Regions from separate parts of the Mus musculus genome. Here regions 2, 3 and 4 are each linked to region 1. The links are chromatin loops, found by intact Hi-C in ENCODE. Cell type or tissue: heart. All regions are shown on one strand.

Region 1 (8,000 bases):
TTCTCGTACTCTTTCTGCAGGCCCTAAAAGCCACAGGGCTCTAGCTCTTCTTGGAGAGCCTGCCTCTTCCGAGCATTAGCCTTGTTGGTTTTGAAAAACAACACCCAGGCTTCTTGTGTTTCTTAGTCTGGTTTTTCTTTTCTCTCTCTCTCTCTCTCTCTCTCTCTCTCTCTCTCTCTCTCTCTCTCTCTCTCTCTCTCTCGCCTTATCTATTCTCAGGGTTGGGGGAAGCTAGCTTACAGCTAGAAACCTCCCCCACATCACCCTCCTACCCTGCCTTAGTGTTTCTCCAGAAAGCCCAGCGCCCACGGAGGAGCGTAAATTAATGCCTAGTAATTGGTACAAAGGCACTTTCTGTTTCTATGCAACACACGCAAAAGGGAGAGAGGAAAAAAAGAACCCACAGATGTTAAAAAGGGAAAGAGAGATCCTCCCAGCAGTGGTCGTGGGTAATCCTGGCTCCCAGGCTGCCCCACTTTTTGTTGGAAGTTAGTCACAGGCCTAAGCCTAGTGCACTTGGTGGTGGTAATTGTTGGTCTAAAAAGAATAGACCTTGGAGGTTGGACGTGACCTTGAAAGGTCATCTCATCCATCATTTTGTCTGTAAAAGAGCATGTGCCCACCCTCTGAGATGGGCTTGATCTGCAGGAGCATTGGAGGAACTTGGGAGATTTGGAGGCACATTGCCAGGATACAGAAGCCCTCTAGCCTTCGCTAGCATGTGACTCTGAGCTTCTGGAATCTTCTGCGGCCTGTAGTTTTTCAGTAGAAAATGTTAAAGCCCGTGGTGGCTTTCAGCTCGCTTCTGAGAGCGCTCATGTCTCCCTCCCTTGTGAGCTCCAGGGGCTTTGAATCTGTGATTAAGGAGGTTTTATTTATATTGTTGGTTTAGAGCTGTGCCGGATGGATGCTGATGCCGCTTAGATGAGTTAATCAGGTATAGGGGCTTGGGGGAGTGGCCCAGCCTCTTCCTCTCGTGCCCAGCCAACCTCAGTTCCTGAAGCAGCTCCAGGCCAAGCTCAGAGTCCTTGCTTTTTCCTTCCTGGAAGGCCAAGAGTTAGTATTTGTCTTGCCTCCTCAGTAAGTGTAGGACTAGCAGTGATATTGGGAGAATGGCGTCCTCCACCAGAGTAGGGAGGAACCCAAATTTTTTTTTTTTTTTTTAATTTCTTGGGTCTTTCTCCACATTCATTCCCACTTGTTCCTAAACACACACGTTTGTGAGGTGTGTCTTCAAGCCTCTTTTTGTCTTAGCTGCACACTTCCCAGGTGCTCGGGGCTTTGGAAGCCTGTGGTAAGAGCTGAGAATCTGGACCTGGGATCCAAAGGTTTCCACTCCATCATCCCAGGCCAGAGCTGCTGGGTCTTTGCGTGAATGAAAGTGTTTTCTGGGGTTGGGGGATGGAACCTGGGCCTCCTGAGTGCTGCTAGCACTGTGTCTTGGGCCCCTGAAATTTATTGATTTATTTTTTGTTTGTTTGTTTTTCGAGACAGGGTTTCTCTGTGTAGCCCTGGCTGTCCTGGAACTCACTCTGTAGACCAGGCTGGCCTCGAACTCAGAAATCCGCCTGCCTCTGCCTCCCAAGTGCTGGGATTAAAGGCATGTGCCAACACTGCAGATCATTGTGGCTCAGAACAATGGGAGAAAGGTTGGGGGACTTCAGCACCTGCCCTTTACAGGGGATCAGCTCTGCTAAGATCACAGTTAGTGACGACAAGGCCCTGGCCCATCAGAATAGTGAGTGACTTCTCAGGAGCTCTAGCTAAGGCAAGGGGCTTCCAGAAGAGCCTTTACCTTCACCATAGAAACAGAGGTACCGTGATGGGAGCATGCACCTGCCCAGGCCTAACCTAACCCTGACTCCATAACTCTCATCACAAAGACTCAAGCAAAGCTTTTATCTCCCTGAAACCTCAGGTTTCTCACCTGTCAAATGGGGTTCCATAATTATATATATTCATGAAATTATGAGGCCACGTTCAGATGAGTCATTTAAAAGATTATGCATGCCAACCTTTTGCTGAGGATTACTACAATTAAAAAATATATATTTTACATACATATCCCAGACACCTTTGAGAGCCTTAGAATTTTTGTTTAGAATTCTAGGTGGACTCAGGATGGTGCTGAGCAATGGTGACAAGTGAAAGGTGTGTTAGATGGCGACAGCCATTGAGACTTAGTGAGCACTATCGTCCTGAACATGTAGTATGTCTCAGAGCCTGAGCTAAGTGGCTTACGTGCATTTCACTTGAATGTTAATCCCATAAGACCGAATAGAAGTGTGTTGCTTTTCTTGTTTAAACAGGAGGAATCAGACTCGTCCAAGGTTATGCTGAGATATTCCTACTGTTGTTTCAAGGTCTAAGTTGTACGTGAGGGCTGTTGAGTGGCTTGCTCCCAGTGAGAAGAGATTCTGTATTTATTCTTATGGCTCTTTTGGGTTTGGCCCTAGAGCCACCATCTTAAGCTGTCTTCCTTGTGCCCCAGGTCTGATGTGAAGATAGTTTTCATGAGTTTTAGTTAGGAAAGTCAACAAAAATAACTGCTCCTGACCTTGTCACCCGAAACTATTTCCTTCCAAACAGTAAAAACAAACAAACAAACAGACCAAATTTGTCATTGTTGTTTCGATTTGCTCTTTTTGTTTGTTTGCTTTTGTGTTTTGAGACAGGGTCTGGCTTGTATAGCTCATGCCAGCCTGCAACTCTATGGTCTAGGCTGTCTTTCTGCCTCAGCTTCCAGACTGCTGAGATGACAGGCCAGTGCTGCCACACCTGCCAGGGGCTGGGTTTGGGATCCATAAATAGGTTGCAAGCAAGAAAGTCCAGACTTGGACTTGCTCTGAGCTGGGCGTTGTGTCTCTCACCTATAATCCCAACACTTGATAGGCTTAGGCAGCAGACAACTGCCACGTGTTAGAGGGCACACTAGGCTACTTAGCAAAACTTAAAAAAAGATTAAAAATGGAGATCCAAGTTCAGGAGTTGCTGAATGCAGATGGACATTCAGTGCCCCCTCTCTCTATGGCTTTGCCACCCTCTTGCTGGCTCTGGCTTCATTCATGAGCAGGCTGTCTCTGAATGGTACTAAAATGGCTGCCAAGCAACACCAGACTCACTTCCTGCCAATTCAGCAAAGCCCCACAGAAAGACTACTTCCCATTCCTAATGATTCCAGCAAACAACCCAGGCTGAAAGCCACGGCTAAGCTTAAGTGGTGTGTCCCTTATGAAAACAGACTTATTTATCCAAGACTCTCAGGTCTGAAGGTGTGGGCTCAGAGAAAGGACTGGCTGCAAAGGGAAGCAAGGTGCACTGTTCCTTACCAGTAGAGGAAGATAGAGGCCAGACAAGGCGAATCAAACACCGATGTCCACTTAGGCTTGCAAATAGGCTGTGCCAAAGAGCAGCATTTATTTTCTCTGCTCTCCTGAGCTTAGCAGAAAAGATAGGCTCTGAGCGAATGGACAGAAAGGACCTGGCAGAGTACAGATAATTTCAACATATTTTACAAGTGCTCATGCACTCACAGGCCCCCCTGAGGAGATGATTGGGGAACCAAGACCAAACAAATGCTTCACATGGGACAAGTTTTATAAGCAGCCGTGTGATCTTCAGGGTTTTCACATCATCTATTCCAGTGCTCTGAGGGATGAAATGAATCACATTTACGTGAGCATTTATTATCCCAGGTGTTACTTAATAGAGAAGGTCTCTGTAAAGATGAGCCATTTATGTAGTGGTTCCTATCGAGATTCCAAAGTCCTTTCAATGTGCACCGTACTCAACAGAAACACCACAGTAAATACAGGAAACAGAAAATAGAGCTTACACACACACACACACACACACACACACGCCCCAAAGTGACTTAAATTCCTGGGCTGCCGTAATTCCGTTGTAGTTGTTGTATCATTACAGTTTCAAAGACAGTAGCAGAATGAAGTTGGGCGTGGAGTGCATGCCTCTAACCTGAGCATTTCGGGAGGACTAAGCAGGAGGGATGAATTCTGAGAGCATCCAAGGCCGGCTTGGGTCACTTGTCCAGATCCCATGGTGGGCAGGAGGCGGGGGGGGGGGGGGCGCGCCTCATGTTTGGAGAGCTCAGACCCAACCTTCATAGTTTCTGGTGATGAACACTGAATCAGGCCAATCTCTGACTCATTTTGTTGCAGAAATGAGTGGTTCAGTGGAGTAAGACTCTGTCACCACAGCCATACCCTGGTACCAGCAATGCGAAGTCCCCAGGGGGGAAGCTGGAGACAAATGATGGCATAGCATTGCCTGTCTGCCTCATCTGTCACAACCTACCTAGCTAGCTGGTAGAGTGGGCATAGTTACTAACCGCCCCCCCCCACCCCCGTTGGAGCAAAGCTCTATCTTGGCAGTATAAGAGTTCTTAGGATCAGTGAGTTTGTAAAGATACGATTCTACAGCTACACTGGCCTCAAACTCACAGTGATCCTTCTGCCTCAGCCTCGCAAGTGCTGGAATTATAGAAACAGCTTGTTAACACATTACATTGTATTATCTTTCTGAGGTAAAACTCAAGACAGCCATGCTAATTTGGGATTCCTCGCGTTCTTTCCCTGGTTGATATCTGGAATAGCAAAACTCACAGGCTGCTTTGGCATCATGAAGGGTCATCCCTGCAGCCTGGTGGTCTCCACTGGCTGTCACACACCCACTGTATGCTGAAGAGTGAGATTCTGGGCACTGTGACATTGCTTTCCTCTGGTGGCACCTAGTCCCGTCTCAACCCGGGTCCCACTTGACCACAACAAGCCAGCCCCTCAGGTGCCGTTCCAGTAGGACCTTCCTAACCTGGGCTTCCACAAGTTGCACTTGGTCTGGCGTGGCTGGGAGGTAGCAGCCTTTTCTGAGCACTTCCTGGTCTGACTTTAAGAGGAAATACAGAGCTCTGGCGCTCCCTAGAGACCTCTAACATCTGCACAGACACTGTTCTGCCAGCCCCATTCAGGGCTCACAAGCATAAGGTTGAAAATAACAGTAGCGAGTAGAAAAGACCCACGTAAGCCTCAAAACGCAGCAGCCTGGCCCTCTATGGACCGCTGGGCTTCGTCCATGATGCGTTGTGCTCAGGAAACAATCCAAGTACAGAGTCTGTACTGAGGCTTGTTACTTCTGCACTTGCACAAAGATGGCCAAGCAGAGAGGTCAGGGGCCGCCGTGTGCACTCCAAGGTCTTGGAGGTGTTAGCAAATTCAGAGGGAGTGAGCTTAAAGTGCATAGCTTTTTGTTTACTGAGACAGGGCTTCCTGTAGCCCAAGCTAGACTTAAATTTATTAGGCTACCAAGGATGGCGTTGGACACCATCCCCCTACCTCAGCCTTTTCAAGAATTGGAATTTCAGGTGTGTGCTACTTACAGCTCCAGGCTTGGTATTCTACATTAAAAAACAAGCAAAACAAGACAAAAACCCATTACTTAGAAACTGAAAGTTGGGAGCTATCACTTAACCGGCTTAACAATGAATGCACCCTGCCCCCACCCCCAGGCAATATCTATGCAAAGAAGGGCCAGGAAGACTGAGTGCAACCCCACCCCACCCCCACCCGCTGGCATGAACGGTTCCTTCAGCTCTGCCCTTGGCCAGTTTCTCTTATCTCCTATCTTTGTGTGCATACAACTGAAGCAAGCATCCAGGCTGGGTTTGAAACTGGCCATGCCCTGGTGCGGTGTCTTTGGGAGAATCATCTGCCCCTTAAGCTAAGCTGCTGCTCCTGATACCTGGCCAGTTAGAAAGCTCCATGCTAGGTGCTTCCAGCTCCACGTTCTCAGACTGACTTAAACAGTGCCTTCTAGTGAGGTGTACCAAGAGGCAGCCCTTTCTTGTGTTAAAAAAAATACGTATAGCTGTTTGAGGTCCATAGTTTGCTTCTGCACTGGTTTTAGAATTTCTGAGACGAGGCCAGGAGACTCAGTTCCTACTATGCTGAGTACCTGAAGGCTCAAGAATCTCGTCTGTCATCTTTCCTTGGAGTTTCAGGAGGGCTGTGTGTTTCTCACAGATCTATGGAGTTTGGGCGTCCATGCAAACAGTAGCAGTGGTGTCTGTTTACCCCACAGATCCCAAATGGCGGGCGAGAAGTATGCCCCGGGACAGACCCGTTCCCTTTAAAGAGTCTACACTGGTGCACAGGCTCCTTTCTTTCCCACTGGGACCCGGCAGCAGCATCTCGCATCAAAGCCACACGGCAAACATAAACATAGTGAAACCGGGCTGGAGAGACAGCTCAGCGGTTAGGAGCACTGACTGCTCTTCCAGAGGTCCTGAGTTCACTTCCCAGCAACCACATGGTGGCTCACAACCATCTGTAATGGAATCGGATGCCCTCTTCTAGTGTGTCGGAAGACAGCTACAGTGTACTTACATAAAATACAAAAGTAAACCTTTTTTTAAAAAAAAAAATAGCGAAACCACCTAGGCTACAGGAGATAGAACAGGTGGTACTCGGATGGGTAGCCGTGGGGGGGGGGGGGCAGGATTGTTCTTTCGGAGGCTGCCTGGCATCCTCCTCATTCCTTTAGAACATCTTTGGGTGTGGCGATACTTCCGGTGAACCGGAGGTGTATCGCGTCTTGATTTTTTGAGTCCAGGGTTCAGGGAAACGACTTAGGTAGAGATGGTGGAATTCTGTCTGGGATGTTCACAAACTGTTATGTTAGATTTGCCCTCGAGAACACTGGAGAATGGAAGTGTTTGTTCTGCCCTGCAGACCCACTACGGGTGGTGGGAAGGTGGCAGTGGACAGTCAGGGATTCAAGCAGGTCTTTGTGGGACCCACCAGGTCAAGCACTATGGTTGAGGCTGTGTTCTTGGACTGGCCCATTTTCTAGGAAGGATGGCAGTAGTTGGACAGCCCCGCTTATGCAGGGCACAACGCATTGCTCAGGAGGAGGGGTGCCTTTTGTCTGTTCTTGTTAGGGCCTTTTTCTAGGTCATTAAAAAGGAGGTGGTGAGAAGACAGATGTATATCCTGAAAGGTTTTTCACTTTCTAATGAGTTGTTTGTGTCAGAAACAGCGACTTCCTTTCTTGTCATTGACACCTTGAGTACCCATTAATTTCTCCATAGAAACTACACATCTCTGCTCCCACTGAACACATTGTTTCGGGTGGGTTTTTTGTTTTGTGTTAAGACGGGGGTCTCATCACATGGCCCTTCTTGACTGGACTGGAGTTCACTCTATAAGCTGGCTTTAGACTCCTAAATCTACCTGGCTTTTTTTTTCCTTTGCTTTTTTTGTTTTATTATATATATATATATATATATATATATATATATATATATATATATATATATATATATATTTAATTCTCTTTCCATAATTTATTTTTGTTACTCACTTTACATCCCAATTGCACACCCCCTTCTCTTCCCCTTCTAAGTCCTGCACTTAGAAATCTCTCCCCCTCTACCCTCTCCTATCTATAATGAAGTCTGCTGCTTCTGCACTTTCAAGAAGATGAACAAGCAGAGCTGTTGAAGGTCAGGGGCCATGTGCACTCCAAGATCTTGGAGGTGCTAGCGAATCCAGAGGAGTAAGCTTAAGGTCCATAGCTTTTTGTCTTGGGTACCACCCTATCCTGGGACATCTGTCCCAGCAGGACTAAACCCATCCTCTCCCACTGAGACTAACCAGGCAGTCCAGATAGGGAAGGGGATCCAATGGCAGGCAACAGAGTCAGAGAGAGCCCCACTCCAGTTGCTAGGGAACCCAAGTGAAGACCAAGTTGCACATCAACAAGAGTCTCATTATGTGGCCTAGCCTGGCCTCAAACTCTATCCTCCAGTCTCAGCTACCCAGATGCTGATTAATAGGCATGGACTACTGGGAGCATCCTCAAAATGCTTGATAATCTGTGGAATAACTTAAGCTCAAATGCATCATTATCTTCAGTAAGTTTATATATTCACATAAGAACATACGAGTTTCTGAAACAATGTCTTCACATAACAACTCAGTCTGGCC
Region 2 (8,000 bases), 75 kb after region 1:
ACCTCAAGTCTATGTGATTAACATCTCTGAAGGACTTGGAGAGATCTATTATTAACAAGGTGTTTGGGTCATTTAGTTTGACAACAATCAATGAGATAAAAGTATAAAAAGTTATATACTGTATTGAACTAAAATAAAAATAAGCCCTTTTCTAATTACTAGCCTGAGAGAAATTAAAAAAAGAACTATTAAAGAGAACAAGCCACTGAAAAACTAGGTATAGATCTGAAGAGAGATTTCTCAAAACAAAAAATTTAAAATGTGTTCAACACCCTTAGCATTTAGATAAATGAAAACTATCTGAGATTCTATTTTAGCCCAATTAGAAGGCTAAGATCTAGGGAACAACTAACAATCAGAATGTGGAGAAAAGGGAGCTCTCATTCACTGATTCTCAAACTGGTGTAGCCATTATGGAATTCGTTGTAGAGAAGCTACACCTAAAATTCTGCAAACAGATCTACACATGACCCAGCCATACCACTCCTGAGCAAAAGTCCAAAGGACTTGCTATTTATCCTATTAGAGAGATACTTGCTCAGTATGTTCAGGACTGATCATTCACAATAGCTAAGAATTGGAAGCAGTCTAGGATAACACCAGTGTATGCATAATAATATTTTTGAGATACTCATAATTTTTTTAATTAGATATTTTATTTACATTTCAAATGTTATCCCCTTTCCTAGTTTCTCCTCCGAAAATCCCCTATCCTCTCCCGGCTTCCCCAGCTCCCCAACCCACCCACTCCCGCTTCCTGGCCCAGGCATTCCCCTATACTGGGGCATAGAACCTTCACAGGACCAAGGGCCTCTCCTCTCATTGATGATGGACTAGGCCATCCTCTGCTACATATGCAGCTGGAGCCACATCCCACCATTATGTTTTGATTGGTGTTTGTGGTGGTTTGTATATTCTTGGACCAGGGAGTGCAACATTTAGAGGTGTGGCCTTGTTGGAATAGGTATGACCTGGTATGTCACTGTGGGTGTGGGCATAAGATCCTCACCCTAGTTCCCTGGAAGTCAGTCTTCCACTAGCAGCCTTTGGATGAAGATGTAGAACTCTCAGCTCTGCCTGCGCCATGCCTGCCTGGATACTGTCATGCTCCCGCCTTGATGATAATGGACTGAACCTCTGAACCTGTAAGCCAGCACCAATTAAATGTTGTTTTTATAAGAATTTCCTTTGTCATGGTGTCTGTTCACAGCAGTAAAACCTTAACTAATACAGTGGTTTAGTCCTAGGGAGCTCTGGGGGTACTGGTTAGTTCATATTGTTGTTCCTCCTATGGGGCTACAAACCCCTTCAGCTCCTTGGGTACTTTCTCTAGCTCCTTCATTGGGGACCCTGTGCTCCATCCGATGGATGACTGAGAGCATCCACTTCTTTATTAGTCAGGCACTGGCAGAGCCTTTCAGGAGACAGCTGTATCAGTCTCCTGTCAGCAAGCTCTTGTTGGCATCTGCAGTAGTGGTTGTTTATGGAATGGATCCCCAAGTGGGGCAGTTTCTGAATGGTCATGCCTTCAGTCTCTGCTCCGAACTTTGTCTCTGTAACTTCTGGATAATAAATTCTATTCAGCCATAAAAACCCCCAAAACCAAAAAAAAAATAACCCTGTAGGTAAATGGACAGACTATACTAGTAACTATACTAAGTGAAGTCGATCAACCCTAGAAAGGCAAATGCTGTACATTGTGCTGCGCCTGGGGGATCCCAGAGCTCGGTGTAGAGTAACCTGGGTTGTTCCCACCACCCACAGCGTGGCTGAGAGGCATACATAGTACACATACATGTATCCAGGCATTCAAATACATACATAAAGTACTTTTTTTCTCTCGGTGTAGTTCTAGCTGTCCTGAAACTCGCTCTGTAGACCAGGCTGGCCTCAAACTCAGAAATCCGCCTGCCTCTGCCTCCTGATTGCTGGAATTAAAAGTGTGTGCCCCATTGCCTGTCTTACAAAATAATTTTTAAAAAACAAACCATACGGAAACATTGTTTTATAAACTTCATGCAAATATAACCTGTGTGTGTGCTTCATGTGGAATTATGTCACACTGAGCGATAATGTTCCTTAAAAGACTACCTAACTAATATAAATATCCAGGGTCAGGCAAGCAAATCTCCCTTGAGTTGTTGGAAAAGGGGTGTCTAGGAGACCCTCAAACAACACTGGATGACTGTCAATGTCTTTGCCTCCCAGAACTTTAAATTTTGGACACAGGACTTGGAAGAATTCTTAAAGTATCCTCTTTGAAGATTAGCTCTCATATTATGGGAAGGAGCTGTGTATGCTGCCAGGGAGAAAAGTATTCAGAAGACCTACCTAGTTGCTAAGTGTGTGAAGCACACAGTGATGGGCGAGACATCCCCAGAGGTGTGGTGATGATACTTTGTATCCTTGGGATGACAACAGCCATGGACTGGTAGTGTAAGCCTAGCCAACTACCTATAGCTGGAGATGTTACAGACCCCAGAGGAGAGAGTACGACTGTCATTCTTCTAAGCCAATGTAACTTCTAACTGTATTCTAGAGCAGCTCTTAGCCTTCATTTAAAAAGGTTCTTTTTGCAGCAAGCTGGAGGCTTCTACACAGATGGATGATTTGATAAGATGTAGAGTAAGTGAATCAGGAATGCACAGACTATAACTATCAGCACATCTATAACACAACCCTTAGACCTCAGCTGCAGAAGATGGAGAGGGAATACTTTTAGAACCAGAAGACTAGCATGCTTACTCTGAGGTACTGAGATGTGAGAAGGATGCTATAGCCACAAAAAATCTCAAAAATATATTTGATTCTACATGCCAAAGAGGATGGGAAAAATGAACAAGGCTCCACACCCAGATGAAGGCAAGCACCTAAGCAATGGCTGCTGAAGGGCGAGAACCATCTTATAGGTTCTCCAATCTCAAGTGGTCAGTCCTAATTTTTTTTGTTTGTTTGTTTTTGTTTTTCGAGAGGGTTTCTCTGTATAGCCCTGGCTGTCATGGAACTCACTTTGTAGACCAGGCTGGCCTAGAACTCAGAAATCCGCCTGCCTCTGCCTCCTGAGTGCTGGGATTAAAGGCGTGCGCCACCATGCCCGGCCATCATTCCTAATTTTATGTACATCACTAAATGTACTCGGTAGGTGTTATGTACACACAGACCATACACAAACATGCATATGTGTGTGTGGGTGTATATATTTATATAACATATAATTATAAAAAAATGAAGCAATGAACTTGAAAGGGAATTGGGGAATACTAAAGAAGTTGGAAAGGGAGTAGAATCTATGTAAATACAGTGCATTCATACATAAAATTCTCAAAATTTTTATTCAAAAATAACAAAAAATACGGGGAGAGAGGAAATAGCCAGACACTAAGTTCCATGGTAGTTAAGTAAGAAAGGAGCCCCTGACCACTTTAAGCCACAATTCTTGTTGATCCTTGTTAGTGTAACACAGGGGAAAAAAGGAATATATATTTATAGAAGATTAATCAAAAGGCTTTATTAGGATTTCTGGTCTTAAATAGTTAACTGAGTATAGAGAATAATGTATCTGTTTGGCACAAAAGAACAGCAAAATATAGAAAACATCTTCAATTAGTAGTTCAGAAAAAAAATTTCCTTAAGTATATATCTTAAAGAGACAATTATCACCTTTTATCTAAAATTCTTTCTCTGGAACGCTGAATTGTCTTAAAAGTGGTACAGAAATAGCTTGACTAATATTGAACAAGAACAACCTTTTCCTGGAAGGCCCTCTTGTGGAAGAAGAGTGCTACACACTTTCCAGTATTTGGGGATCCCAGATGGAAATACTGACTCTTTGGTTAAGAGCACTTGCTGCTCTTTAAGGACAGGTGTCCTCAAACTGACCCCCTTGCGCCCCCCCCCCTACTCCCAGCGTGGGCATTAAAGCCATGAGCCACCATGCTGGGCTCGCCCTCTCAGCCCCAGTTAGAGAAAATAGATCATGAAGTTATTTTGGTCATTTCCAACTCAAACTCTTCAAGGTTTGTATTAATCCACATCTTTATTTTATACTGAAGCTGTTTTCTTTTAGGCTAAAACTCCTAATGACATCATTTATTTCCTCACGTTTACAAAAAGAACATCACAGATATTATAACAGCTTAATTACTGAAAACAGGCAAAGATTCTCTTTGAAATTTTTTAGAATTGTTTAGAATCAATCTTTTTTTTGGAATAATTTTTTTTTCTGTAAAGCAATGCTTCTAACTCAAAGATGTTAGAATTTACTTTAAAAAATGTAGTCAAGAAATTATAGACATTTAAGTTAATAATCTGATTGCTATTTTGCTATTTATTTGAGATGGGGTCCATGCTGCCTATGCTGGTCTCAAACTCTTAAGCTCAAATGATCTTCCAGCCTCAGCCTCCTAAGTGCTGGGATTACAGTCACAAATCTGCCTGGTCTTCATTCTGTGTTCTGTATTGGTAAACAAACATCTACTCCTGAGTTGTAGTAGCCCCCGCTCTTCACCCCTCTCTTCTTACAAGTACCTTACATGATATTCATACCTCCTATAGCTTCTCGGGAGAAAGATTATCTGTTGGCTCCTTACAGTAAGTAATAGTAAAAAAAAAAATCCTTATTTCCATGTCTGAAAGTATCAATTCATATAATAATACTGAATATATCTAAAAGACAATCAGCAAATATATGCCATTTTTTTGCAACTTTCATTCCTTTTCAGAGAATTTAGCTATATATTAGACTTATAGCCACAGTTAGCACATGTATGATGTAGTTCTTACTCTTTTCAGTAAGTTTTGTTTTTCAAAGGAGTTTAAGATTCTTAAGTGTAGACAATGAAAGCATCACTAGACTGTTGTCTAGTCCATTATTGGTAGGATTTCTTTCACAGTCTCTCTCCGTTTCAGCTCTTTTCATAGTGGACTGCTGAGCATCTCTTCAGAGAAGAAACCCTGCTGGCTGTTTGTTTTAAAATTCCTACAGACTTATGTTGCCAAATTGTATTCTCGAGTTCTCAGGTGGAAATGAAGATTAACTTTGAAAATCAATACCAAGAGATTTTTTTTTATTCAAGAATTCCTTAGGGGGGCTGGAGAGATGTCTCAGCGGTTAAGAGCACTGACTGCTCTTCCAAAGGACCTGAGTTAAATTCCCAGCAACCACGTGGTGGCTCACAACCACCCGTAGCGAGATCTGACACCCTCCTCTGGAGTGTCTGAAGACAGCTACAGTGTACTTACATATAATAAATAAATAAATCTTTGCTGGGCGGTGGTGGCGCACGCCTTTAATCCCAGCACTTGGGAGGCAAAGGCAGGCGGATTTCTGAGTTTGAGGCCAGCCTGGTCTACAAAGTGAGTTTCAGGACAGCCAGGGCGATACAGAAAAACCCTGTCTCGAGAAAAAAAGAAAGAAAGAAAGAAAGAAAGAAAGAAAGAAAGAAAGAAAGAAAGAAAGAAAGAAAGAAAGAAAGAAAGGAAGGAAGGAAGAAAGAAAGGAAGAAAGAAAGAAAGAAAAGAATTCCTTGGATCACATCTGAGTTTATTTTAAGGGGAGAAGTTAGAATTAAATGGGTGAAGAAGTCATCAGTGGGCAATGGCAGAGGACTGATTGTATAGTTATAAAGTTTTGAATCATAGAACATCACCACGCCTCCCCAAACTTAAGACGAGGTCTGGTTACTGAGTGCACTCCAGGACTAATGGTGCAATCATGCTCATGTACTAGACATTCAGTAGAAGCCCTGCAGCGTGGTGGAGCTTCTTGGCTGGTAAGCACATCAGGAGAGTGACATACACACTTCCTCATGAAAAGAGCACAGAACCTGTTTAGGATTCTCTCCGAGTGCTCTGTGTGTTGTTCAGAGGTCCGTGTTTTTTTTATTAAACTACTAACCATGAAGGGTCCATGGGAAACCAGGGTTTTGTAGAAGATGGTCACAAGTACAGATGGCCTAGGATCCTTGAACTTAAAAAAGCCAGTGTGTTAAGAAAGAGCCGTCTACTGGGACATTTCTTATAAACTGTTCAGTTTGATACTAACTGCATGTGATTACCATCAAAACAGGACTGTAAGACATCAATAGGGATTTCTCAAGTTTAGTTTTGTTACTGCACAGGTCTTCCATGGATGTTTAGAATACCAAGTGTTCTTCTATTCTTGAGAAAGTAATTTAGAGATTAAAATACTAAGTAACAACAAAAACAAAAATAAAAATTAACTGCCAGCATCACCTTGACATCTTTAGGATTAAGTTTGTGTATTATTTCATACTTCTTTCCCCACACAACTTTATCATCTACTGTGAAATATTAAAGTTAAGGTTAAACTGTAGTGATTATTCATCTATCCACTCTTATAGCCTTCAAGTATTGCTTCCTCGTTTACAAAATACTGTTTTATTTTATTAATAACGATTACTCCTGTGCCTAAGAGCACAGGTGTGGCCACACTAAGTCAGCTTTCTCCTTCTACCTTTTCCCAGGTTTGAGAGATTAAACTTTGGTCATTGCCATTTCCGTGGCAAGTGATTTTCTTCAATGAGCTACCTTGATGGCCACTAAGTTTGAAATTACATAGTATACAACAACTGGACACTGAAAACAATAGCCTGCGATGTATCCTTTTAGACTAGTTTAAGGTCGGACCCTAAAATATAAAAACTAAGGGAAGAATGTCTTACTTCTGTGACGCGCAGCTGGGAAGATGACGCCATGTAATCTGCTTCTAACTTGTTCTTCTCAGAGATCACTGTAGTATTTTGAAGAATCAAATCAACTTTTTGAATTTGAAAAGAAGTGCATATCTAGAAACAAACAATCCATAAGATTTTGGTTTTTATGTTGTCTAAGTTGCTTAAGTTTTACAACCATGAAAAATGCCACAGTTCTTTTTTTCAAAACAAAATTATGAATCATGAAAAAATAACATTTTCTTGTGATTGACATCTCCATCAAATGGTTAATATAAAACTACTTTAAAAAGTTACTTTCTAAATATTTAGGTCATTTGAAAGAAAATAATTTAGCCTAATGAGTTAACTTTTAAGATTCTCTGCAAGTGGGCTGGTGAGATGGCTCAGTGGGTAAGAGCACCCGACTCCTCTTCCAAAGAGTCCAGAGTTCAAATCTCAGCAACCACATGGTGGCTCACAACCATCAGTAACAAGATCTGGCATCTCTGGAGTGTCTGAAGACAGCTACAGTGTACTTACATATAATAAATAAATTAAAAAAAAAAGATTCTCTGCAAGCATTAAAACCTAAACAAGCCGAAAATGACTATAAAAATCTCTTGCTTATATCACCAAACTAGAAAAACACTTTAAAGTGATGATTTCTCATAAAGTCCTCCAAATATTACTAAATTTTAGTATTTAGCAAGTGTTTTTAAAAAATATTGAAAATTAAGAAAAACATCTTACCTTTACAAGGCCTGTTAATTCAGTAACAAGTTTTGCTTTCTGAACATTTATTTCTTTTATTTTGGTACTTGCTTTTCGTTCTTCCTCTTCCAGATTGCAAGTATCCTGTTCCATCAGCCTTATACTGTATGACAGACACATATAATGATGGAGAGATCAGAGCTAAACAAAGGACCGAGTCCAAAGCCTTAGGTCCCCGAAGTTTTTGGGTTATATAATAATAATGGTAATCAGAAGTATAAATACTAGTTTCTAGATTAAGGACCTTTTAATACAATCAGTCAGGATCAAAATATACTGTGGAGCTATATGACCAGCAAAGTCTAGTGTCAGGAATGGTGCTGATGCAGAATATGGAGTCAGAAGGGAAGTTTGAATTCCCCACTGTCAGTCATCAAGAAGCGAAGCTGGAGCTTTAGCTTCCTCATCTGTACACTGCAGATGGAAGAAAAAACACAACATAGAATAATACCTGGCCCAGAAATTATTTATTTATTAATACAGGTTGATACTGACATTGTTCATAAAACACAGTCCTTAAGCAGGTAGAGCTGACCCATTCGTAAAAAAACCAGA
Region 3 (8,000 bases), 56 kb after region 1:
ATTTTTAAACACTGTAGAGTCTGTAAAAAAAAAAAATTAGGAGGAATTTTGAGGTTGGGCTGGATGCCTTTTACATTATGATATGGCCACAAGCCTATGGAGGAACAGGAAATGGCCAAAGACACGGGATCCTACAGGCTCATATATTTAGCTACTTGGTCCCTAGCTGAGAGTCGTTTGGGGAGGGTTGGGAGGTGTGATCTTTCTGGGGGAGGTGTGTCACTTGGGTGAGTTCTGAGGCTCCTGGTATGTTCTCTACCTCCTGTATGCAGATAGACGTGGTCTTTCAGATGTTCCTGTCGCCCCGGACTCTAAGCTTGGAAGCTAGAAGCCCAATTACACGTTTCTATTTATAAGTTGCCTTGGTCACAGTGTTTTGTCAGAATAGTAGAAAAATAGCAAAGACAAACCCTGAACAGGTGATCAGAGATGAAAGTCTTCATGACGTAGAGGTCAAGATGTCAAAACTGCAAAGCAGGGCTTAGGAAGATAGCTCTGTAGGTAAAGTGTTTGGCAAACAGTCATAAGGACCCCAGTTCAATTCTATTCTTTTACCTATGTAAAAAGCCAGGTATGGAAAAGTATGCTCATAATCTCAGGACAGGGAGAGACAAGCAGATTACTAAGTCTATCTCTGGCCAACAGGCCTACAATAGGCCTAGTCTAATCAGTGAGTTCTAGGTACCAGTAAGAAATCTTATCTTGCAGGGCCTTTAATCCCAGAACAAGAAGGCAGATCTCTGTGCGTTCAAGGTCAGCCTGGTCTACAGAGTAAACTCCACGATAGCAAGGGATACAAAGAGAAACCTTGTTTTGAAAAACTAAAACCAAAACCTTATCTCAAAAAACAAGATGGATGAGTCCTAAGGCACAATATCTGAGGCTGAATTCTGGCCTCGGATGCATACACTCTGCATGCTGTCTAAACACACAAGTGAACTCCTGTACACAGGAACTCCTGGCATACAAACATGCACACAGCTACACACAAAAATTGTTAATAAGTATCACAAACAATCATGTATACATTTCATGAGAGGAAAAAGACAACCAAAAAAAGAAATGAGAAGAAATCCATCATGTTTAACAGACTCCTTTCAGAGAGAGGAAGAAAAGAACAGAAAACAATCAACAAGACCACAAAAATTATCAAATCCCTTTCAGAAGTAACATTCAACGAAAACGACCTCAGCTCATAAATAAAAAGACAGATTAGCATAATGAATTAAAAGACCTAGGGGGTAAAAAGATGTCTTAGAGGTTGAGAGCACATAGTGCTATGGTGGAGGACACATGTTTGGTTGCCAGACCCACACGTGGTAGCACACAAGTCCCAGTCCAGGGGATCCAATACCTTCTGGCCTCTGGGCTTGTGCATGCTGGCTGACATAAGTACATGATCATAAATAGAAATAAGCATTAAAGACAAAATAAAACAAAACTATCAAGACAAAATTATCTACTGTTTACAACTCACAGCAAAGACACCCAAGACTGAGAATCAAATGATCAAAGTCAACCTATCAAGCAAAAGGGAAGCACGATACAAATTTGCATAGGCAGTCTGATAAAACCCAAATTAGAAGAGACCAAGGTCACTGGATTTTACAACACCTTTAGTTCCTGCACTTGGGAGAGGCAAGCTTATTCCTGAGTTGAAGGCCAACCTGGTCTACATAGTAAGTTGCAGGCCAGTTGGAGCTATAAAAAAAGATATAACAGGGGCTATTGAGAGATGCTTAGTCCATCAAAGCAGTTTTCACTGCTGCTGGAATAGAGGCTGAGATCTTTACATCCTGGTCCACAGGCAGCAAGGCAGGGGGTTGGTGTGGGAGGAGGAAAGAGACAGACAGACAAGACAGACCAGAACTGAGACACTGGGCCTGGCCTGGGCTTTTGAAACCTAAAGCCCACCCATGAAGCAAAATAAAGTCAAATACTTCATGTTTCCTCTCACATGCTGAACACAGATTTAAATGTTTATGTGCGTTTGTGTCCTGAAATTAGGAAGGGGCGTATGAGTCCTTAAAGGAGGCAGGGAAAATGGGAATGAAGAATACATGACTTGAAAGCAGAAAATGGCACTGGGAAAGAAGGAAGGGCAGTGGGGGATGAAGAAGAACAGCAAATAGAGAATGGACAGGAACAGAATAGAGGGACATACATACATGTATGACAATACCAAAATGAAACCAGTTACTCTGCATGCTACACTGAAAATTAAAGGGAAGAGGTTACCGCTGGCTGTGGTAAAGAGGGAAATGGAAAGTCAGCCTGAATAGATACAATATGTCATGTTGGGATTACAGTGAATGGCTAATACATAAATGATTGCACAATATTGTAGATACATTTCATGCCACTGAACTGTGTACTTTAAAGTGATAAAATTTACATTATGGTCATTTGCCACAATAAAGGAAGGAAGGGAGAAATGAAAAGAATTCACACCTTCAATTGTTTCACTGGGAATAAAAAGAAGCTCAAATTGTCAACAGTCAAACCTCCCAAGAATACATAAGCATACTAATGTGCCTTCCTAAATATATGGCTGACTATGAAGTCACGAGGCAAACTAGTATAAACAAGTTAGTTTTATTCAGGGCATGGGGAGGGGAATTAAGAGGGTAGCAGAGACAAAGAGAAGGAGAGAATGGACAAGCAGAGGATGGCCATGACCATGGGGGGGAGGGGGGGGGAAGGTAATGGGGAGATGCAAGGAGGCAAGAGAGAGGCAAGCCCTTAGAGCTCATCTTCAGATTTTATGAAACTTATATGGTATATGAAATACTTGTATGTATCATGTAAAGTCCATCACTACCTGCATCCTGTGAACAAATAACACTAGTAACAGAAAAACCTTTATGCTAATTTTGCTTTCAATTCAGACATAGTACTTCACAGCTCAAAAGATGCAAACTAAGAAAAAAAGTAAAGATTACTAAAGTACCAACTCTGATGCTAGGTTCCCTCACCAGCCTGATTCTCAGGTAAAACCTGTGAATTAGCTATGTCTTCATCTTGCTAGTGTGCAAGCAGCTGAATAACTGTATGCAAGTGGTAAAGCATTCTGACTCAAGATATATTTTAAAAGGTTGCTTTGAGTACTAAGTCAATGTAAGAAATAGTAAGATAACTTGGCGGTTGTGCATGGTTTCAGAAAAGTCAGTGTCAACAAGAACAGTTACTCTTGCCTTCTAGCACAGCTTCTGTGGATGCTTTCAAGCTTTCCCCATGTTTACTGCTATTAGATTCTAATTCCACTGCAAATGGACAAAAGACTAAGTTTTTATCTTTGGAACACAAATAGGCTGTTAAACTCTGCATCATAAATAGTAAAAACTCGAACAGACATTGATTTTTTTTTTGTAATCCTGAAAATAAAAATGTGTTTTAAGAAATTTAAAGTATTAAAATACTCTCATCTTAAATAACCTATACCAATGGAAAAATACGTATTTATTACCAACAAAGTAGCATTTACAACATAGTTTTAGTCAATTACATTTACACAAACCAGAATGAAGTGATGCCCCTGACGTGCTTATGTCCAAGGCTATTGGAAAGCAGCAAGAAATCTCTGTTTGGAACTGGAGAGATGGCTCAGTGGTTAAGTCTACTGGATGCTCTTCCACAGGACCCAATTTCTATACCCAGCACCCATATACCAGTTCAAACTACCTTTAACTCCACTCCTAGGAGATCTGATGCTCTCTTCCAGCCTTAGCAAGTACCAGGTATACAGACATACATATAGGCAAAACAATTATTCACATAAAATAAATAAATCTTACAAAAAAACCAAAACAACCCCCCCTTTTTTTTCTTTTTTTGAACATGAAAAACTTCCTAACAGAGACTGACCTTAGGCAAATCAATGTAAAAATTTAGTTATTAAAAATATTTTTAACCGTCAGGTTTTAAATATTTTATTTATCACATCAGGCTTTTACCTGGAATTTTTACAATTTGAATGTAATTTAAAAAATCAACAGTTGCAGAAAATGACATTATATTATGTTTGACTATTTTTAATATGATGAATGATACATAATTTATCCTTCCCAGCCCAAAGTTCAATATAAAACAGAACATTAATTTTGCTCTCTGAAAGCTTGTTAGCATGATATGTAATTATTTTTGGTATATGTAAACGGAAATGGAATTGCTGATGATGTGAGTTTTAAGTATGTCTTTCTTTCATATAAAACCAAACTACATCAAACACATATCAGTGAAGATATTATATCAGAAACCCAAGCAACAACACAAATGTTTAGTAATAGCCTTCACTAATATGCTACCAAGTTTTTAATTTTTTGACTTGTTCATGTTGATAAAAATGTTATTAAAATATCTTTATACTACCTGTATGATACTTAGTCTAAGAGGGGAGGGTTCTTTTACAAGTTTTAAAAAGAAATACAACTTCTAAAAGAGAAAATGTCTAAGTGAGAGGACATAAACTCATGTTCCATTATTTTTTAACCAAATAAGAATGTAAATTTCATTGGCTATTACGATAATAGACAAAGCCCAAACTTTGTTCAGGCTAGCAAAAAAATAATTTTGTCAGTATCATCAAAGATATGGTTCATTCCACTATTCAATGACATTTCTATTTTCTTTCAAGATTTAGTTTTTTCAAAGAACAGAATTTGTTTGGCATTGTTAATTAGCATTCTCAGAGAAAAATGGTTTTCAATTAATATTTTCAAGGTGGAAGAAAACAATTCATATGAGATTTTTCTAAAATACTGGGTATAAGGAAGGACCTACAAATTCTAAAAACATGATTTGATTCTTTTTTCAATCAATTCTTTGCCTTCGCTCTTTATATAGCACTGAGAAATTTCAAATACAAATTGTAAAAACTCGCATATGAAATTTTAAGAAAAATTTTACTAAAAGTAATTATAAAAATGCTTTCTAGAAATGTAAGATGTAAAATACATTCAACTTTAAATTAAACAAACAAACAAACAAACAAACAAACACACACAAAGCCCTACGACAACACTTATACGCTAACTCCTGTCACCTGATCTCACCCTGCCAGTGTCTGAGCCACATTCTGTATCATCTTTACCTTGTGACCTCTCAAAGTCCTCCTGTCATTTTGAAGCCTCATGCATATGTTTTCCCAATTCTTTGAAGTAACCTATAACATGTTACCTATAACATATTTTCTATGAAAATAAGGGAACCTTTATTTTTTTTAAACAAAGAAATGAACAGATCTGCTGTCAATCACTATCTATTAAGCAGCCATTCCCATACTAGTTTGTAAGAACTAGATATAATACTGGAAGAAAAGTGGGATTTCTAATCCTGGGTTGCCTTTATTCTCTCAGTCAATGTTCTGCACTCAGCACTGTTGTAGTTAGTAAACACTCTGACTGAAATCCCACGCTGCCATACCTTCGATTTGCAACAGGAAATAGCCTTTTCTGTTATGACACATGAAACCACTCAAAAACTGATAACCTTCCTGCCTCCTACTCCTAAACGCTGGGCTAGATGTGGGCCACCACACCTGAGGGGCAGCACAAAGCTGCACACAACAATCCCGTGCTCACAGAGAACTAACGAGGCAATGTCCACCAAAAGTGAAGACTCAGTTTTCACTAGAAAATGTCCCAGAGTCACTGTGGTCTCTACTTCATCAACCTATTTGTTTTTAAAAGCAGGTTTCCAAAAATAACCAATCTTTCTCTTTCAATAAATCTGCTAACTTTTATTCACTTGAGCGAGCGACACATATAAACAGTTAAAGGAAAAAAACCTCCAAAGGCCCCTCCTGTTCTTTCCTTTCACTGAGGTTGAGTAAAGGTTATCCTTCGCCGACGCCTTTGAAAAGCCTTTAAATTCCATCGGTTTGGCTCCAGCATATGAGGACCATTGTAGACAAACAACACTGTCATCTTTTCAGAATAAGGAAGATTCTGTAGAAGCTGTATGGATTGAAACAAATTGCCATATAATTCAAGTATATACCGACAAACAGATTTTCAGCCTTACATATGTTCCAATTCATCAACTTGCCAGATTGACAGCTCTCCAATAAGCATATCTGAAGCCTGGCCTAATTACTGACCTGAAATATCCAGTTGCCCGGAAATCCTCTCTATTTACAAGTCAGCTAGGACTATATACTTCCTAGGTACACTGTGGAAGAGTGTGCACTGAAAACACCTCTCAAACTCCTATGGCTAAGAACTGTGCTGTGACAGACTGCTAGTTTGAAACGTGTGAGGGAGGTTTGGTTTCTAAACCAAGGAGTTTGGTAAGAAATAGAATAGGGCTGGGCAGTGGTGGCGCACACCTGTAATCCCAGCACTTGGGAGGCAGAGGCAGGCAGATTTCTGAGTTCGAGGCCAACCTGGTCTACAGAGTGAGTTCCAGGACAGCCAGGGCTACACAGAGAAACCCTGTCTCGAAAAACCAAAACCAAACAAACAAAAACAAACCCAAAACAAACAAACAAAAAACCCCAAAAACAAAAAAAACAAACAAAAACAAACAAACAAGCCAAAAAGCCAAAAAGAAAGAAATGGAATAGGGGCAGATCTGATTAGCCCACAGATCTGATAAAAGATGATTAAGTTAAAAAAAATGTACATTTCATTTAGGGTGGAATCTCCAATGAGTTAGTTATGAATATTTAGTTGAAAAAGGGAAAAAGTGTGACTACTAATAAAAGCAAATTTAAATCTATTTACTTGATAACATACCACAGCACTATAGTTAACAAAAGGAACATTCCCTTTTCAACAGTTCTAGATTATGGAAAATTCTCTATGAAGATTCCTATGCTGTTGTAAAAGCTCAGCTGTCAGTATTTAGGGCCAGGGTAGTAGCAGTGGGCATTCAGGACAGGAGCAGTATGTGGCGTGACAGAGAAGGCTAGAGAGTTCTGGGGCTTGCATTCCCAGTAGTCTCTTAGCAAAAGAGAATTAGTGTAGAAGGGCAGTGAGTGTCAGAAGTGAGCACGAAGTCTAAGCTCTGGAACAGTATGATGTGCCTCCTCCATCGCTTCCTTAGATGACAGATGACGTTTCCAATTATGTATGTCACTCAACTTGTCCCTCTATGAATGTAAACATTACCATAATCCCTTAGCTTCACTTTTAGGAGTTTTCCTGCTCATATTTACATCTCAGCCCCAATCTTCTCCAAAACTAAGACACAGGGGGCATCTAAGCGCGTGACTCCTGTGAGTGTATCATTACTCACCTTCGGTGTGATGAAGAAATACTGGGATGTGTTCTCTTTACAGGCAGTGTTCACAACCATTTCAAATACTCTCCGTTCATTAATTGGGTCCATACCCTAAAGCCATAAAAACAACTGTTACATTTGTACCTATTAGAGGATGTGGTCCCCTCCCCCCAACGGAGTCACTGTACCTGATTAATTTCATCGACTACTCTGAACGGACATCTGTTAAGCTCCTGAAGTGCCATCAAGTATAGCATAGTAGAAACACTTCTTTCACCTCCACTTTGATGATGAGGAGTTAATTCATGCAGCTGAGTACTACTGCGAAATTTTACTCTAATCCGGATTCCATATTTATCATAATCTTCCTATAAAACATAAAAAGTTGAAAAATGAGTGCTGTCTCTGTGGCAATTCTACTCAATATTTGAAAACATATCAAATATATCAATCATAAAAGCAAATGTAAACAATTACTACCTAAAAAATTTAGTAGTCCTCAAGTGCCTACATGGGTGTGCACACACACAAATGTAAACTTTAATAAAAAAAGATTGTGTTAGGTGTCACATAACTTTTGTCGACTCTGAGATGTACTGACTTCTCTCAGCCATTCCAGGTCACTGAGATACAGACTGACCTTAAGAGTGAAGTACAGAACGCTCGTTTAAAGTTAACCAGTTAAATGGCCTAAGGTAAGTGTCTAATCAAGAGAGACACAGTGCAAGAAACAGGTAAGTCAACAGTTATAGTTCTAAAACACAAAAAGAAAACAGGTA
Region 4 (8,000 bases), 140 kb before region 1:
TTAAAGGTGCACACCACCACATCTGGCGTACCTTGCTTATTTAGTGAACACAACCATACCCTATTCTATAATGTGTTTTCCCTAGTTCACAAAGAAATCTGATCTCTGGGGTCCTTGTGTCAGCTCTGCCAAGGGATCTATTTTGCTAAACAAGAGGTATCTGAGCTAGGTACAGAGGATGAATAGATGGAGGGATGACGTATGTTAACACACATAGGCACAAGCATATGTGCACACATATGTGCATGTGTGTGTGTGTGAGAGTGTGTGTACAAATACAATATTGCTTTATTTTTCTTTTTTGCTTTCTTTTTCATTGTTTTTGAGCCAAGGGTCTTACTCTGCAACTCTGGCTGGCCCCAAACTTACAGTACCCATTCTGCCTCATTTTCTCAAGTGCTGAGATTCCAAACATGAGCCACATTGCCTAACATCATCAATAACTTCTTTTCCTCAGAGTTCATATCTAGCCCAAGCAAAAGAAGACAACTGGTTGTCCTGTTGTAGGCTTTCAACCAGAGCTGTCTCTGCTCTCTGGGCTTCTATGCTAATGGTGGAAGCTCCTGGTGGTTCAGTTTTATTCAATCAATTTTACTGGGCCATTAGCTCAGTCTGCAGTGGACGAAAAGCAGGTCAGCTCTATCATGTTAGACAGACACTTTAAAAAAAAAAATTTTAAAAAACCAGTCTGATCTCTTTTCTAACCCATTCTCTCAATTTCTCTGCTGGCTACAAGCACTTACAGGTTGGACTATGCTCATGAATCCTAAATTTCTTGATTTATATTCATTTATTGGGATGTGCAGGAAGCTAGGAACAGTAAGGGGATACACAAGAGGTAAGGTTTGTACAACTGTTTAAAGGGGATCACAGAATAACTAAAGCTCATCTACTGTCACCAGAGGAAGGATCTGGGAGACCCAGATTAAGGCCTAACAGGACCCCACGCAGGCTGTCAAATGGAAAGCAGAGTCACCTGGAGCCTCTGTCTGCAGAGGAGCCCCACCTGACAGCTGTCTGCAGCGGAGACGCTCACGGCTCTCTGCAGCTGCTCACAAACACACCAAAGTCGACACAGCCCAACCTGAATTAAGCAAGTCGAGCTGTTCGTGATGCAGACAGTGGGAACAGTTTGCACCTTCCAGCTCTCCTGGGAAACAGTGGCTGCAACGGTAAAGCTGTGCCTGCAAATGGGAGCCTGGTAGTCACTCACGATTGCCTGGAAATCTGTCTCCTGCTCCACCATCTGAAAAGACTGTCTGCTAATAGGAGTGCCACCCATATAAAAGCAAGCAGCCCTGCCTGTGATGGCTCAGTGGGGTTGACACATTGCTCTCTTTCACAATGGGTGCTCTCAGTGAACTGGATTCACGTGCTGTTTTTCAAATCACAAGCTGCTGATCCACATGCAGAACTGTCATGTCTTAGTCATTTGTTCCCTCTATTTCTTTTATTTATTTGCATGCATATGGATATTTTGCCTGCATGCACATCTATGTACCACGTTTACACATGGTGCCTATGGACTGCAAAAAAAAGTATGTTAGATTGCCTGGAACTGGAGTTACAGAAGATGGTTTGTGAACTGCCATGTGGATATTAGGAATCAAACCCAGGTTGTCTGGAAGAGCATCCAGTGCTCTTAACCTCTGAGCCATTTCTCCAGCCCCTCTATTTCTAATTATGAAGTTGCTGAGCACACATAAACACAGAAAGAATATGAAAGTGAACATCTAGTTGGGCAATGGTGGCACACACCTTTAATCCCAGCACTCAGGAAGCAGAGGCAGGGGGATTTCTGAGTTCAAGGCCAGCCTGGTCTACAGAGTGACTTCCAGGACAGCCAGGGCTACACAGAGAAACCCTGTCTCAAAAAAAAAAAAGAAGAAGAAGAAGAAGAAAGTGAACATTTATAAACCTTCCATATTTACAATTATCAACATTTTGCTGTTTGCTTCCACCATCTCTATCTAAATTTCTTTCTAAAGCCATGTTAATCAAAGCTCTTCACTTCTGTAGACTTTAGTATCTTTCACCCAAGAATGATACCTCTCCTCTATGATGCTGTACTGTTATCATGCATAAGGAAGCAATAGCCATCCCAATGTCATCTAACATATAGTCCAAGTGAAATTTCATAGTTGTTTCTGAATTCATTTTTGTGACTATTTTTATTTTCTAAGCCAGTACATTTGATTGCCACAGCTCTTTAGCCTTTTAGACAACAGCTGCTCCCACAGGACACTCTTAATTCTCATGAAATTGAGTTTTCAAAAAATTGCAGGTCAACGATCTTGTTGACTGTCTCACATTCTGAACTCACATGGTTATTACCCAATATCTTGGTCTTATTTTCTAGTTTCTATATGTCCTATAATCTGGTGGTTAGACACACTTGGGTTAAACATGTTTGATAAAGATAGGGCTATCACTCAGTGGTAGAATGCATGTGTAGCATACACAAAACCTTGTGTTCAAAGCCTAGGGCCACAGTGGGGGAAAAAAGGAAGGAAGGGAGGAAGGGAGGGAGGAAGAAAGGAAGAGAGGAAGGGAGGAAGGGAGGAAGGGAGGAAGGGAGGGATGGACGAAGAGAAGGAGGCAGGAAGGAAGGAAGGAAGGAAGGAAGGAAGGAAGGAAGGAAGGGAAGGAAGGAAGGAAGGAAGGAAGGAAGGATGGATGGATGGATGGATGGATGGATGGATGGTGGAGAGAGAATGGAAAGTAGGCTTATTCAGTAAGAATACTTTACAAATATCTTCCATACTTTGGCATCACACACTAGGAGGTCACCAAGTTACAGTTTCCATTGGAAGTGATGCTGCCCTTGACCACATGAGTAATGTGGATACCACCAGGTTTCTACAGATAAAATATGTGTTTTGCTTTTATAATTAAAATGAAAAGTCAGAGATGATATTTGGGATCACATAACAATTTTCTTTCAACAAAGTTCGGGAAGACGGTTTCAGTATGGAGATGCATCTGACCCTCTCGGCCATTCTAAAGCTCCTTGGGTCAGTCTTACCCTCACATCTATGTGAGACAAGAAGTAGGTCAGATCTGCTTGTCGTTGCCATTGCTTCCGGCTGTCACACTTAATCACCCTTGAAAACTACTCCGGCATAGCTTGAAGAGTCTAGCCCATCTTGGGATCCTCTCACTTTTGACCAGATCCCTGTATCCAACCAAGGACCAATCCCCTCCCTCAGGGCTAGACCCGTGTATGCATGCCCTGCCCCTATCTTCCCCAATTCACACAAACACCTCTCCCCACACAGCTCACCCCAGGAATGCCACCTCACAATCAATCCAGCATGTTCTGCCTCACAAATCCCCTGGTAGAACTGATTCCATTCATTCTCTGCAAAATCCCGCGCTACAGAGCGAACAGGCACAGACCTGATGGGCCTCCCTCTCCTGTTTTTGTTTTCTTGTCTCACTGCATGTGCTTTAGTTCTTTGAAGAACCAGAAAACTGCAATATATGTAACTCATACCAGAATATCTATATGCCTAAAGCTTCTGCTAATAAGCTCAACGGTTTCCAGCATCTAAAAAGACCCAAAATAGAGCAGATCCTAATAATTATCTTCCTCTGTCCACTAAGGAGAAGGAGACAGCATTATGCCTTTCAGTGGTATGCTCGGGTGTTCTTAATGCCTCTGTCTTGGGAGTCTGAAGCCCTGAAATTTGTAGACTTTGTTAGTTTCTATCGTGTGAACACTCCACCTACTGCTGATCTTAGACTACCAGCCAAGGTAGGTCTTGACACCATAATCAGCTGTCCTGACAGCATAGCACGGCTCCAGCAGATGGCAGTGTTTGTGATAATGGCCTCCCTTCTTTTGCTGCTTAAATGCTCATCTTTTTTAAACCGGAAGTTAACACACACATACACATACACACACACACACACCCTTTTTTTTAGGTAAGTAGAATAGTATCGAGCTTTTCTGCTAATACTTCCTATATGAATAACATCAATGATGCTCAAAGTAACTACAGTATGATCGTCTCCGTGAAGGCCCAGGGCAATATGGAATTAGAATGCTATTCACTTGGGCGTCTGGACTGTTTCCAGATCAGAGCTATTAAAAATAGTAATGACTATTCTGTTGAATCTACACTTCCCATGTGAGTCTCTGACGAGTCTGTAAGTATAGCATCAACCTTAGTGGATTGCATAAATAGTTTACCAACCGTCCTCCCTCCTACTGGGTCTGGAACATTGCCCTGCTCTGTGTTGTCAGTTATTATCAGTCTATTTAGTGTTCGCCTTTGGAGAAAATGCATAATGATGTTTCATTGTGTTTTACAGTTTATTTTTTCTGATTGCTAATTACCATATTGTCTATTGTTTTTGGTCATTTGAATTCCTCCTGCATTTCAACTGCCTGTTTCTCTCATGGCTAGGTTTGTAGGGGGTATTTTCACATCCTCAAACAGCAGTCCTCTGCCAGCTATAGCAATTGCCAGAATCTCTCTTCTCCATGGCTTCTCTTTTCAAATGTTGCATTCTTTTATGAATATGCATTCTTAACTTTCCCTAAACAGAGCTTTTGTATTCTCCTCTTTAAAAAAAAAATCTACTCCCAATACAAATACCAAAATCCAAAGTAGAAACTGGAAATTACTACTGAAATGTAAAGTAGAGGTGACCTCCTTAAGCAGCTCATGCACTTCTCCAAAAGAAGCCAGGTTCACAACTTTAAAGCAATATGCCCTTCCAATATGTCTCTGTAGGTGACAACTACACCGGTCCCTTCCAAGAACTTTCACCTTCCAGGACTCAAAATTACCACCAGTCCTCTATATAGAGAAAAATACAGATTCAAATTGGTCTCTGTTGGACCCTCTTATACATCCCCTCTCCTCTGGTACCTGCAAGGATCTCGTGTTTCCATGATATACATTTGTTCAGGTGTTTTCTTTATTTTTATAGCTGAGGCCTTTCTTCATAAAGTTATTTGTGAATCTTATGCCTGTATGGGTAATAATAAGTTAACTGTCTCCGAAGCATACATACTGTGGTATGTATAGCATTACTTAGAAGCAATTCAAGAGGTAAACTAGATCCAAGTAAGCCATGCATAATGTATTACCTGACACCGCTGCCCTCAAGGGAGCTAGAATTCACTGGATATCTGTAATTGGAAGATACTTTACATACATCATGCCTAATCTCCCACGAAGTCCAACCAGGCAGCTTCTATCTACTCCAGCTTAATGGAAAGTTGAAGGCTCAAAAGTATTGTGATAAGTCAGTAAGTAAAGCATTTGCCCCACAAGTATAAAGATCTAAAGACCAGAGTTCGAATCCTCAGAACTGACATAAAAGCTAGATGGAGTGGGACCTGCCTGGAGCCCAATCTACCAGGCAGAGACAGGGAATCCCCAGTACAAGCTGGCTAGCCAGACTAACCAAAACAGTGAATTTTAGGTTCTGTGTGAGACCCTGCCTCATTATATAAGGTGGAACATTATTAAGAAAGACACCTGAGATCAACACCAGGAATACATATACAGATATGTGTACCTACACCTCACACACATACATACACTTACAATACACATACACATATGTGCACCTACATCATACACACACACACACACACATACATGTATGCATGCACCCACAACAACCAAAAGTCCAATGTCATAAGTCTAGCAAAAGAAAAAAAGAAACCCAAATTCAAACCCAACTCCCCAGATTCGCCAGAGCCTATGCCTTCCCATTGCTTTACCTCTTCAAGTACAGATAAAGCCTGGGTTTGAGTTTTCCAACTCTTTGCCCAAGGCGGGGCTCTTCAAATGGAGATCGTTGAATAGAACTAACCAAGGAACCTGTGGTGGTTTGAATGAAATGTCCCCTGTATTCTCAGGCATTTCAACAGTTGGTCCCTAGTAGATGCTGCTCTTTTGGCAGGTTTAGAAGGTGTGGCCTTATCAGTGGAGATCTTGCCTTTCCCAGTTTGCTCTCGGCTTCTTGATTGCCTTTCAAGATGGATGCTCTCAGCTGCTCCAGCTACCATGCCTGCTTGCCTCCACACTTCCCTGCTGAGACTGGTGAAGTCTCTCTTCCCTCTGAAACTGTAAACCAACAATAAACTCTTTCTTGTCTAAGTTGCCTTGGCCATGATGCCTTATCATAGCATTTGAACAGCATCTAAAGCAGACTCAAATAAGCCCCATCACTGCTCTCTGCCCACCATATTTATTTAGGCAAATACTTAATTTTAGTGATTATTTCCTGCAAATGCCTTTATAAGGAGAATATAGATTTAAAACTTGAATATAGTACTTTAGGGTGGTAATTTAAAAATAAGTATGACAGATGGGAGGAGGGATTAGGAGCCATAAATGTCCATTGCCTGAGCTTGCTGTTAATCTAACTTGAAATGCGTTAAATGTTTCCTGCTTCTACATCACAAAAGAATGACCACAACATCCCATTATTTACTGTTTTGACAACACACAATCCATCTAATCCAACTCACCTGTTGGAAAGCAAGGGCTCCTCCGAGCAAGCCAAGAGATGATAAATGGGGGATGAAGCTTTCCTGACTGCAGCTCATTCATCATGTCTCCCAGGAAGTCAGACCCAGGGGAGCAGATATATTCCATGTGGCAGACAGGAAGAAAAGAGGCCACCAGAATGGCTTCTCCAGACCTCTTAAGCTTCAGGCTACAGAATCACAATCCACTTTCCCTCCTCTTCAGCTTGTTAGTGCTAGAACCTCTCTCCTTTCCCTCTCATCGAGTCTGCTGAGATGTCTTTCAATTGTCTACTTCTCAGCTGGAGAAAAGACAGCCTGTGTTTCCTAAAGTCCGGGTCTGAGCCATCCTGTTCAACATGTGTTTTCTCATTAAATAGCTGCAACAATAACCCTATGAGGTAGTGTACTGGCTAGTTTTGTGTCAACTTGACACAGCTGGAGTTACCACAGAGAAAGGAGCTTCAGTTGAGGAAATGCCTCCATGAGATCCAACTGTAAGGCATTTTCTCAATTACTGATCAAGGGGGAAAGGCCCCTTGTGGGTGGGACCATCTCTGGGCTGGTAGTCTTGGGTTCTATAAGAGAGCAAGCTGAGCAAGCCAGGGGAGGCAAGCCAGTAAAGAACATCCCTCCGTGGCCTCTGCATCGGCTCCTGCTTTCTGACCTGTTTGAGTTTCAGTCCTGACTTCCTTGGTGATGAACAGCAGTATGGAAGTGTAAGCCAAATAAACCCTTTCCTCCCCAACTTGCTTCTTGGTCATGATGTTTGTGCAGGAATAGAAACCCTGACTAAGACAGGTAGGCATTAGTAATGGTATGGTATCATTTTAATGGAATGGTTTCTCTTGCTTGAGACACAGTGACTGGCGGCAGCATTGGGATGTAACCTCATGTCTGCTGTCAGAAAGCCTGATGACTCTTGACCTTCCTTCTGAAACTGCTTCTCCTCAATTCAGTGAGAGCTGAGGTGTACCAGCTTGGAACTAAACAACTTTGACTTCTAAAGATTTCAAGCTAGATTAAAAAAAAAAAAAAAAAACCTGATCATCGGGGCTGGAGAGATGGCTCAGAGGTTAAGAGCACTGTCTGTTCTTCCAGAGGTCCTGAATTCAATTCCCAGCAACCACATGGTGGCTCACAACCATCCGTAATGAGATCTGGTGCCCCCTTCTGGAGTGTCTGAAGACAGTGACAGTGTACTTACATATAATAAATAAATAAATCTTTAAAAAAACAAACAAACACCGTTGCATACACTAGCAAGCGTTTGCTGAAAGGACCCTGATATACCTGTCTCTTGTGAGACTAGGCCGGGGCCTAGCAAACACATAAGTGGATGCTCATAGTCAGCTATTGGATGGATTACAGGGCCCCCAATGGAGGAGCTAGAGAAAGTATCCAAGGAGCTAAAGAGATCTGCAACCCTGTAGGTGTAACAACATTATGAACTAACCAGTACCCCGGAGCTCTTGACTCTAGCTGCATATGTATCAAAAGATGGCCT

The links. A loop is a pair of places that touch in the nucleus more often than their neighbours do. Peaks named below come from ENCODE experiments on the same cell type or tissue, not always from the same donor. Only the 100,000 strongest peaks of a DNase experiment are listed, where the experiment ranks them.
Region 2: it touches region 1 in a loop (2.5-fold over the local background); 12 of 42 quality-filtered maps call a loop at or near these places.
Region 3: a loop joins it to region 1, with 2.6 times the contacts of the local background. A loop is called at or near these places in 10 of 42 quality-filtered maps.
Region 4: it touches region 1 in a loop (2.5-fold over the local background); 7 of 42 quality-filtered maps call a loop at or near these places.

Annotation. Positions count from the first base shown.
Region 1 is chr19:23,146,854-23,154,853 of GRCm38, forward strand. The region is part of intron 1 of Klf9 (Kruppel-like factor 9); the gene reads left to right. It overlaps Mir1192 (microRNA 1192), which reads left to right and starts at 2,578; the gene lies at 2,578-2,698. In heart, a CTCF peak has its summit at 4,945; DNase peaks (open chromatin) are centred at 858, 2,848, 3,118, 4,898 and 1 weaker place; H3K4me3 peaks cover 973 bases; H3K27ac peaks cover 1,131 bases.
Region 2 is chr19:23,221,491-23,229,490 of GRCm38, forward strand. Smc5 (structural maintenance of chromosomes 5) reads right to left here. Exons shown (of 25, transcript NM_001252684.1): 16 at 7,425-7,548; 17 at 6,684-6,806. Among named protein-coding and RNA genes, the nearest start is that of Smc5, 48 kb to the right of the region's middle. In heart, a CTCF peak has its summit at 3,764 (motif pointing left); no DNase peak of the experiment used is centred here.
Region 3 is chr19:23,203,015-23,211,014 of GRCm38, forward strand. Smc5 (structural maintenance of chromosomes 5) reads right to left here. Exons shown (of 25, transcript NM_001252684.1): 23 at 7,410-7,589; 24 at 7,237-7,332; 25 at 3,427-5,954. The coding sequence ends at 5,814. Among named protein-coding and RNA genes, the nearest start is that of Mir1192, 58 kb to the left of the region's middle. In heart, no CTCF peak of the experiment used is centred here; no DNase peak of the experiment used is centred here.
Region 4 is chr19:23,002,907-23,010,906 of GRCm38, forward strand. The region is part of intron 5 of C330002G04Rik (a long non-coding RNA gene); the gene reads right to left. Among named protein-coding and RNA genes, the nearest start is that of C330002G04Rik, 69 kb to the right of the region's middle. In heart, a CTCF peak has its summit at 3,806 (motif pointing right); a DNase peak (open chromatin) is centred at 3,785.